3 separate regions of the Homo sapiens genome follow, and all the other regions are linked to region 1. Evidence: chromatin contacts called from ENCODE Hi-C or POLR2A ChIA-PET data. All regions are on one chromosome and are shown on one strand. Each heading gives the region's core, a stretch centred on a gene start or an enhancer-like site at or near the end of the contact. The rest is flanking DNA. Distances are from core to core; before and after follow the strand shown.

Region 1 (2,798 bases), core at 187-2,686:
TAAAGTAATAATATAATAAGCAAATGATATAATAAGCAAATAAATATAATAAGCAGATTGATGTAATAAGCCAATCTTAATAAGACGAGGAAATGGGAAAAGATATATATATATATATATATATATATATATATATATTTTCCCTCACCAGACTATGGGGGATTCACCACCAGAGAGGGAGGCAACAGCCACAGCTCTAGAGTCAGCCACCCGTCCATCGTACACAGACAAGGAGAGGTCTTATGAAGCTTCAGGGCGGTCTGGGACCTTAGCTCTTTTGTAACGAGTTGTTTGGCATAAGGCCCAGTGATGAGAGCCCTTCACGACTTGCCTCAAGGAACACAAAAAGGTCAACCTTTTTTTGTGATTGTCTATTGTTTTTCAACAACTAATATATAGGAATAGATTGAAATAGAGATTTCTTCAATACAGCGCTGGATGAACACCTCAGGGGCTCACACAACCTGTTCTGGGACTTGGTGACAATTGTTTGTGTCCACATTCAATTGAGTTCAGATTTAATATGTGACTTTTCCTCCACAAATTCCCCTGTCTTGATGAATCGGCTCTGTCTAGGCAAAGGGTAAAATAAACCCCTTGGGCTGTTACACAACCTCCGCCTCCTGGCTTCAAGTGATTCTCCTGCCTCAGCCTCCGGTGTAGCTGGGACTACAGATGTGCACCCCCACACCCAGGTAACTTTTTATATTATTAGTTATTATTATTATTTATTAGTTATTATTAGAGATGGGGTTTCACCATGTTGGCTAGGCTTGTCTTGAACTCCTGACCTCAAGTGATCTGCTCACCTTGGCCTCCCAAAGTGTTGGAATTACCAGCGTGAACTATCCGTGCCTGCCTCTAAATGATTTCTATCTCCTATAGCTGTTGGAAATTAAAGATTGTTTCAAATTGAAAAAATAAAAAGAATGTGGACAAAAATAAAATATAAATAGTTTTTTAAAATTACGAGATATTACAAAATATATATGTAAATCTGGAGTGCTCAAAAATGACAAATTTGATTTATTTATAAGGTTTTATTAAAATTAGCTTTAATAGATTTTACCATTACCAAAGTAAAAGTTGATTTTCTGTTGAACAAAAATTTTATGTATTATTAATGACAGCAAAATACTTCTGTTCACCTTTTTAATACATTCAACAAGAAAGAGAGTAAACAAGAGATAAAATATTCCCATGCTCTGGGGTGGGCCTGGCTCAGCTCAGGGAGGAAGCACTGTTTGAAAAGCCAGCTGCTTAGGCTGGCACTCTTTGTTCACTTAACCCAGCATCTGATCATATCTTCTGTCACTCAGGGCCTGAGGGGGCGGGGATTTAAGCATTATCCAATCAGGGACGCTGGGCTGGAAGCCGTCCAATCAGGCACGCAGCCAGAGTGAAGCGGAAGGCTTCCGGGTTTTGCGGGGCCTTTGTCTCTGCAGCCGGAGCTCCAGGTCTTGTCTTCACTGCTGTGTGTCCTCTGCTCCTAGAGGCCCAGCCTCTGTGGCCCTGTGTCCTGCAGGTATTGGGAGATCCACAGCTAAGACGCCCGGGAGCCCCTGGAAGCCTAGAAATGGTGAGAGTGCCGGTCCGACATCCCGAGAGAGGGGGATAGGCTGGTTGGAACCGGTGGGAAGTGGCTGTGGCGGGACTCAGGCCTCTGCGCAGTCAGCTCCACAATCTGCACCCTGAGTTCTCCTTGCCCAGCTCGGCCTCAGTCCCGTTCAGCCATAATTTGGCGGCTACGCTGACAGCCGGGCCCCCTGGCGTCCTGTGTCTTCCCTGCGTAGTGACTGCTCTGGCCTGGAGCGCTCCGTGGGCAGCTCTGCAACCGCAGCCTCCCGTCTCTCCCAGAATGTGCAGGGACCACCAGAGGGTCGTCAGGGGAGAATCCTGACTCGGGGTGCAGGTTCATGAATGGGAAGAGCTTTGGTCCGTGGAGTTCACAGTTTCTGTTTTCTGCTATTCAAAATTTATGGGGCCGGGCGCAGTCGTTCACGCCTGTAATCCCAGCACTTTGGGAGGCCGAGGCAGGCGGATAACTTGAGGTCAGGACTTCAAGATAAGCCTGGCCCAAATGGGGAAACCCCATGTCTACTAAAAATGCAAAAATTAGCTGGGTGTGATGACAGATGTCTGTAATCACAGCTTCTCGGGAGGCAGAAGTGAGAGAATCGCTTGAACTCCGGAGGTGGATGTTGCAGTGAGCTGAGATCTTGCCACTGCACTCCAGCCTGCGCGACAGTGAGACTCCGTCTCAAAAAAAAAAAAAAAATTCCTGGTTATGTAATTACAGTTTAATTGGCAGTTTATAGTTGCTTAAGCCTGAATTTTGTTTCCCCTAATGTAGTAATTTCCCAAAAAATGCACATGAGCTTAGATTTTTTTTTTTTTGAGGTAGAAATCCAGGGACTAGAGCTTCTTCAGTCTAATTGCCTGCCACTTAATTATTTTCACACGCCACAGCGGACTGATTTTCCCTGGCATTTTCCACATGTGTCTCAAGCAAGGCCTCAAGTGTACCCCATGTTCCTCAATTTATTATTTTTATTTTTTTTTTTTTGAGACGGAGTCTCGCTCTGTCGCCAGAGCTGGAGTGCAGTGTCAGATCTCGGCTCACTGCAACCTCCGCCTCTCAGGTTCAAGCATTCTTCTGCTTCAGCCTCTGGAGTAGTTGGGGCTATGGGCACGCGACACCACGCCCAGCTAATTTTTGTATTTTTAGTAGAGATGGAGTTTCAGTATGTTAGCCAGGAATGCTAGTTACCAAGGAAAAAAATAGGGAAAATCTCTCT
Region 2 (2,798 bases), core at 104-2,603, 1.2 Mb after region 1:
AAATTAAAGGCTCAAGTGACTCACTCGGACTTTGATCTAAAGAATCCACAGCTCTTAAGATAAGGATGAACTATACACCTAAAGACGTTAAGTCAGACCTACAAAATTTTGCCCTGTGCAAAATTCTCAGGGCAGAAACACGCACCTAAGGGTTGTCATTCACTTCCTAAGGGAGGGGTCACCATTCATTTCTGGGTCCCAGTGTGCGCACAATCCAAGTGTCCGTCAGGCTCTCAGCCTGGGCCCTGCCCATAAGCCTTTCCTTGTTGAAGTGATCAATTCCGATTCTTGGCAATAATCCCTTTAAAAGGCCAGCTGCTGCTGTCTAGTCACTGATGCCGACCCACTCTAGGTGGGAAAAAAGAAATCAATGGAGCCACCGCCTAGATGGGGAGGCAAATTTAAAGTGTCGGGCCTTGAGAAAGGCCGGAGATCAGAGAGGGGAAAGGGTCCCGCGGCTCCCGGGGGTTAGGCAGGAAGGGCGCGAGCTGGGGGAGGGCCGGCCCTCCAGGCGTGGGCGCGCGGGGACTCTTATTCTGACACGGGATCCGCCGCCGCCGCCGCCGCCGCCGCCGCGGGGTTCAGCGTTGCTGCCCAACCCGCCCCGGACCCCCGCCCCTGAGCGGGACCCCCGCCCCGCGCGCCCACGTGCCGTCTTCCCGCCGCCTCCACCCGTCCCGACCACTCGGAAGAGGCGCCTCGCGGCCCAGCCCTTCCCCCGACCCCGCAGGAAGCGCAGGACGGAAGCGGGGCGACGCCGCGACTTTCCGGGACCCCCGCCCGGCCCCCACGTGCCCGGGCCGCCTCGGGGCAAGGAACTTTCCAGGGCAGCGCAAGAAGACGCTCCCAGAATACAAGGAGTAGAACTCGCTCGCTCTCACTTTTCCACGCTCATGCAGGGGTCCTTCAGAGCCCCCCGAGGCCCCGACCCTGCGCGGCCCGCGCCGCTCCAGTCTCAGCCGTGCGTCCCCAGCCCCCGCCCCCCGCCAAGTTTGGTCCAGAACTTACCGGGCCGCGGGTCGGCCGGGCCCTAGGGCAGCGCGCAGGTTACGGGGGCTGCTGGTCCGGGGTCGCCCGCGGGGCCGGGCGGCGGAGGGGCCGGGGACGCCGGGCCGCGCGCGCTCGTTCCGCCTGTGGGGCCGCCCGGGCCCGCGGCGCTCGCTGCGCCGGTCCGCCCGCCCGCCCGCGCCGCCGGCCAGATAATGCGCCCCTCGGCCGCACACATGGAGCCCGGCGCCGGCGTCACCGCCCGGGACATGCGCACCAGGTCAGCGCGCCCGGCCCGCGGCCCCCAAAACACCGGGGAGCTCTTAAAGGCGACGCCGCCCGCCCGCGCCCGGCTGGGCGGGGCGTGGCGACCGAGGGGCGGGGCCTGACGAGAAGGGAGGAGCTCGTGGGCGGGGTTCCAGGCGTAGAAGGCGGGCCCCTGAGTTGAGGGGGCGGGGCCGGACGGTACCGCCCCGGAAGCACCGCCCCTCTCCGGCGCGCTCCCACGCGACACCTCGTTGGGCGCGCTGGTTTCCCACGCGGGCTCCGGCTGGCTCCCTCCCCGCCGAGTCCCAGCGCCCTCCGCAGGCCGAAGGGTCGTGGCCAACTCACCGGCGGCAAAGCCGGGCGGGCCGCACCCAAGGCTGACTCACGACGCGCTCACTGCTGACCTCGCGCCAGCTGAGCTGGGCGACCTCAAGCAACTCAGGGTTGCCTCTGAAACGCGGGTTAGAATGTCACCCCCGCGGGGTCGTCACGCGGAAGCTCTTCTCTGGGAACTTCGGCCCCGGTGTCTGTGGGGAGGGCGGGGTGTGGATCGGCTGAACGATCACTTCTCCAGTGCAGTGAACAGAATTCTACAAAGAAAGCTCCAGACCCACCCACCTCAAGACACTTGGGGACGACTGCTCTCCCTCTCCAGTTACCTCCCAATCTGCCCTCGTGCCTCAGGGAGAAGGTGAAAACCCCTCAAGAAAGCAAATCTGCACCCCTCCCTCTCCAGTAACAAGGAGGAAACACAGGAGACAGAATGAAAGCCTGAAAGAGAATGGACTTTGGAGATGTTAAACTACATAAAGCGAAATACAATTTCAATAGGGAAAATATCAAGTTCATGGAAAATCTACCACAAGAAGGCTCTCAATACCAAAATCAGGTTCTGAGGAATCCCCAAAACCGCCTCTTTTCATGTTGTTTTAAAACAAACGATTCCTGATGAGACACCTAGACTCCTGAAGAGTGGTGGTGACATGCTTTATCGCATACCCTAATAAATCTATATGTACAACTGAAACAAAAGTTTCACCAAACATAAATTTACCACATGCAACGTACTGTTTTCTTTTTTCTTTTTTTTGGAGACAGAGTCTTGCTCTGTCGCCAGGCTGGAGTGGTGCAGTGGCGCTATCTCGGCTCACTGCAACCTCCACTTCCCAGGTTCACGGATTCCCCTGCCTCAGCCTCCCCAGTAGCTGGGATTACAGGCGCGTTCCATCACACCCGGCAATTTTTTTTTTGTATTTTAGTAGAGACGGGGTTTCACCATCTTGGCCAGGATGGTCTCCATCTCCTGATGTCGTGATCTGTTCGCATCGGCCTCCCAAAATGCTGGGATTACAGGCATAAGCCACTGCACCCAGCCTGTACTGTTATTTCTATTCTACTTCATTTGAAAAGAAAATCAATGTAACGCCCAAGAATAATTGGGTCTCAACCGCAAACCTGAAAAACACTTCATGTAGAACAAATTTTACAAAATTGTTTTTCTAAAAAAAAAAAAAATTGTTTTTCTGCTGTATGTCCCCTTAAAC
Region 3 (2,798 bases), core at 160-2,659, 1.0 Mb after region 1:
TCTGCTGTTGTGGGATTCTGGGGGTGTTCAGTGGTGCCTTTTGCTATCCCGAATCTCGGCCCCTAGATGAGAGAAGCTTCAAGGCCCCAAGGATTTCCCTGTCAGACCCAGGAGGCCTGAAGTGGCCTGGGTCCAAAGGGAACTGGGCCTGACACTCGCCAAATGCTTCCAGGAGGGGGCTTTCTGGGAGGTGAAACCTCAGGCCAGGGTGGCCATGCCACACTCACCCTGCTCTCAGTCCTACCTGCTTCTCTCCACCTCACACCTCTGCCCACCAGACCACCACGGGGGATCACCTGGCCGCACACAGCAGCCTCCTGCCCCCAAAACTCAACATGAGCCTGGGGGGGCTTTGAAAACTCGAACACCAGATTGCATCACCGGGTCCCAAACCTGCTGATGGCTCCCGAGGGCTCTGGGAACATTCAAACTCCAAACTCCTCACCATGCCTAAGAGGCCCTTCTGTGTCTCCAGCCTCGTCAGCCAGTTCCCCACTACGTTCTAGCTCCTACCCACCCCTGAGAGCCCCCTCACTCCCCTCACTTAGCATTTGAGGCCCCCCTCACCTCACCCCTTCACCCCAAGGTGAAGTCACAGCTCCTAAAACACTCTTCCCTAGACTGAGTCTGGACATCGGCTGAGGGGACACGTGCCCTGCTAGGTGGGCAGTGGGCAGGAGCTGTTGGACGCATCTGGTTCACAGTGAGGTCAACAGCCTTGCCTGGGGTCCCATGTCACAAAGGCTGAGGAGGATGAGGTGAGAGTCACAGCCACGGCGCCAGTTCTAGATCCCAAACTCACCAACCTCTGGCAAACAGGCCCTGCGTTCCAAATCTGCTCTAGCCATGACTGCCTTCCCCAGGCCTGTTTCCTCCTCTGGACAAGGGAGGTGGTAGCATTTGAGCTAAGCTCCGCTCTTCCCATGTCGGCAAGTGGGGGCTGCAGCTCCAAGGCCCTGGGAGAGATGGAGAGTGGGGGTGGGCCACGGTTGGGGTTCGGTGGGGGAGCGACCAGCGCTGCTGATGAATCATTCATGAGGGGCGGGCTGCCCCGGAGGCAGTTTCCCCAGCAACGCAGCTTAGTGTCTCCAGCAAGATGCCAGGAGGGTCTCGGATTCCCGGGATTCCCAGGCCCGTCTTGGCCATATCCCTGCCTCCGGTTCCCCACCGTGGTCATGCCTCTGCCGTTGAACCTCCATCCCGGCTGTGCCCGTCTCCAGTCCCCGGACCCCATTCTGTCCCAGCTATGACCCTGCCTCCGGTCCTACGGGCTGCTCCTGGCCCCATGGGAACCATGCCCGTCTCCAGCTTCCCTCTCCCCAGCTGACCTGAGGAAATGCCGCTCTTCGGGCGCCTCCGACGGGTCTGGGCCGGCTGCGCTGCTCATGGCCGAGGTGAGCCCGGGCGCCGGGCGCTGCCGCCACCGCCACCGCCTTTTAAGCGCATCCGTGGAGGGAGGGGACGCCCCCTCTTCTCCTCCCTCCCGCCCACCCTGCATGCCCGCCAATCAGGAAGCGCCGCGAAGGCGCTGCGCGTCACCATTGGTCGGTGGACTCAGACGGACTTCACCCTTTCGTGCCAGGAGCCCACAGCAGAGGCACCTGGCCAATCTTGGTTGCTTCCCCCGACTTACTTTCCCTGCAGATATCCCCGTGTCTCTGAGCTTCCCTCTCAGGGAGCGAGGAGCCCCTCCGCAGACAAATACCCTCGCCATGCCTACAATTGGCAGGGCTGCACAAGGTATGGTGGCTCACGCCTGTAATCCTGTAATCGCAGTGACACGGGAGGCTGAGGCGGGAGGATCACTTGTATCCGGGAGGTCAAGGCTCCCCCCACTCTCCAGACCTCCGTGGAGAAGGTCTGACCCAAAGCTGACCCAGGGGCCCCCAGCCTGGAGAGGTAAGTGGGCTGCTGACAGGCATGGTTTCAAAAGGGAGGCAGGAGAGTCCAGGTATATCGGAGGCAGAGAGGAGGCCGCCAGTGGATCCAGGGGCAGCCCCTAGGTGTGTTTTGAGGTCACCCTGTGCATATCTGCTGCGTCCCCATGCTACATGTGATCCGGTGGTGCCTAGCTGGGCCCTCTCCCCCTTCTTTCCCCCAGTCCCCAGGAAAACAGGCAGGCCAGGTCTGCAGAGCATTTATTCCGTCCCAGTGGGGAGGGGCAGGGATCCAGGTGGCCGGAGGGCACAGGGCCTACGTGTACCACATGAAGCCGTGGCTGGCATGGAGAGCCTCCTCTGTGGTGCGCAGCCCGTACAGCTCCCCGATCAAGGGGGGCACCCAGCGGGTTGTGTGGAACACAGACTCCCCCACCTGTGGGGACAGTGGGGTATGGGTAGAGGCACAGCCACCCATATACAGCCTGCTAGGACCCATCCCCCAGGATCAGTGGCCCCTGTGCGTGGCAGGCGCTACAGCCTTCCCTTGTGGGACCTGGCACCCACCACCCCCTTGGTCCTGGGGTTTCTATAGAAAGCTGTGGGAGCTCCCCAACCCCAGGCCCTGTCTCTGCCGTGGCTGGCACCTCTGCCCTCCCAGCCGGGACCCACCTTCCAGTCGGGCACGTCCTTCATGATGATGGCCTCCTCCTCCAGGTTCTCCCGAAGCATCTGCAAGGTCCTGTGGGGATGGGGCCGATGGTGGGGGTGGGGCCTCAGTGCCCTGAGGGGCCCCTGCCTAGGGCCCCTAGTAGCACCCCTTCAAGCCTCCCTCCGACCCTGTCTCCTTTTCCCCCAGCCAACTCCTAGCTTTTCTCTTGCCCCAACCCCAGTGCTGCCTCCTCCTCCAGGAAGCCTTCC

What was found. A loop is a pair of places that touch in the nucleus more often than their neighbours do. ChIA-PET counts read pairs that join two places held with the same protein, here RNA polymerase II (POLR2A). Pooled maps may share reads with other maps.
Region 2: a loop to region 1 is called in a pooled map, with 4 times the contacts of the local background. The contact joins the promoter of GATAD2A here to the promoter of ZNF737 in region 1. A Hi-C loop is called at or near these places in 1 of 50 pooled maps. POLR2A ChIA-PET finds 5 or more read pairs at or near these places in 2 of 52 experiments (B cell and CD4-positive, alpha-beta memory T cell).
Region 3: a loop to region 1 is called in a pooled map, with 5 times the contacts of the local background. The contact joins the promoter of YJEFN3 here to the promoter of ZNF737 in region 1. A Hi-C loop is called at or near these places in 5 of 50 pooled maps. POLR2A ChIA-PET finds 5 or more read pairs at or near these places in 2 of 52 experiments (activated CD4-positive, alpha-beta T cell and activated naive CD4-positive, alpha-beta T cell).

Annotation. Positions count from the first base shown.
Region 1 is chr19:20,564,419-20,567,216 of GRCh38, reverse strand. It overlaps ZNF737 (zinc finger protein 737), which reads left to right and starts at 1,436. Exons shown (of 4, transcript NM_001159293.2): 1 at 1,436-1,579. The coding sequence starts at 1,577. The region is part of intron 2 of LOC105372316 (a long non-coding RNA gene); the gene reads right to left. RefSeq lists enhancers at 1,584-1,633, 1,844-2,003.
Region 2 is chr19:19,404,230-19,407,027 of GRCh38, reverse strand. It overlaps GATAD2A (GATA zinc finger domain containing 2A), which reads right to left and starts at 1,353. Exons shown (of 12, transcript NM_001384528.1): 1 at 1,009-1,353. RefSeq lists silencers at 482-561, 1,122-1,671 and enhancers at 382-1,288, 1,792-1,851, 1,289-2,197.
Region 3 is chr19:19,527,522-19,530,319 of GRCh38, reverse strand. It overlaps YJEFN3 (YjeF N-terminal domain containing 3), which reads right to left and starts at 1,409. Exons shown (of 7, transcript NM_198537.4): 1 at 1,329-1,409; 2 at 807-956. The coding sequence starts at 1,387. It overlaps NDUFA13 (NADH:ubiquinone oxidoreductase subunit A13), which reads right to left. Exons shown (of 5, transcript NM_015965.7): 4 at 2,550-2,619; 5 at 2,122-2,313. The coding sequence ends at 2,194. RefSeq lists enhancers at 1-674, 1,650-2,150.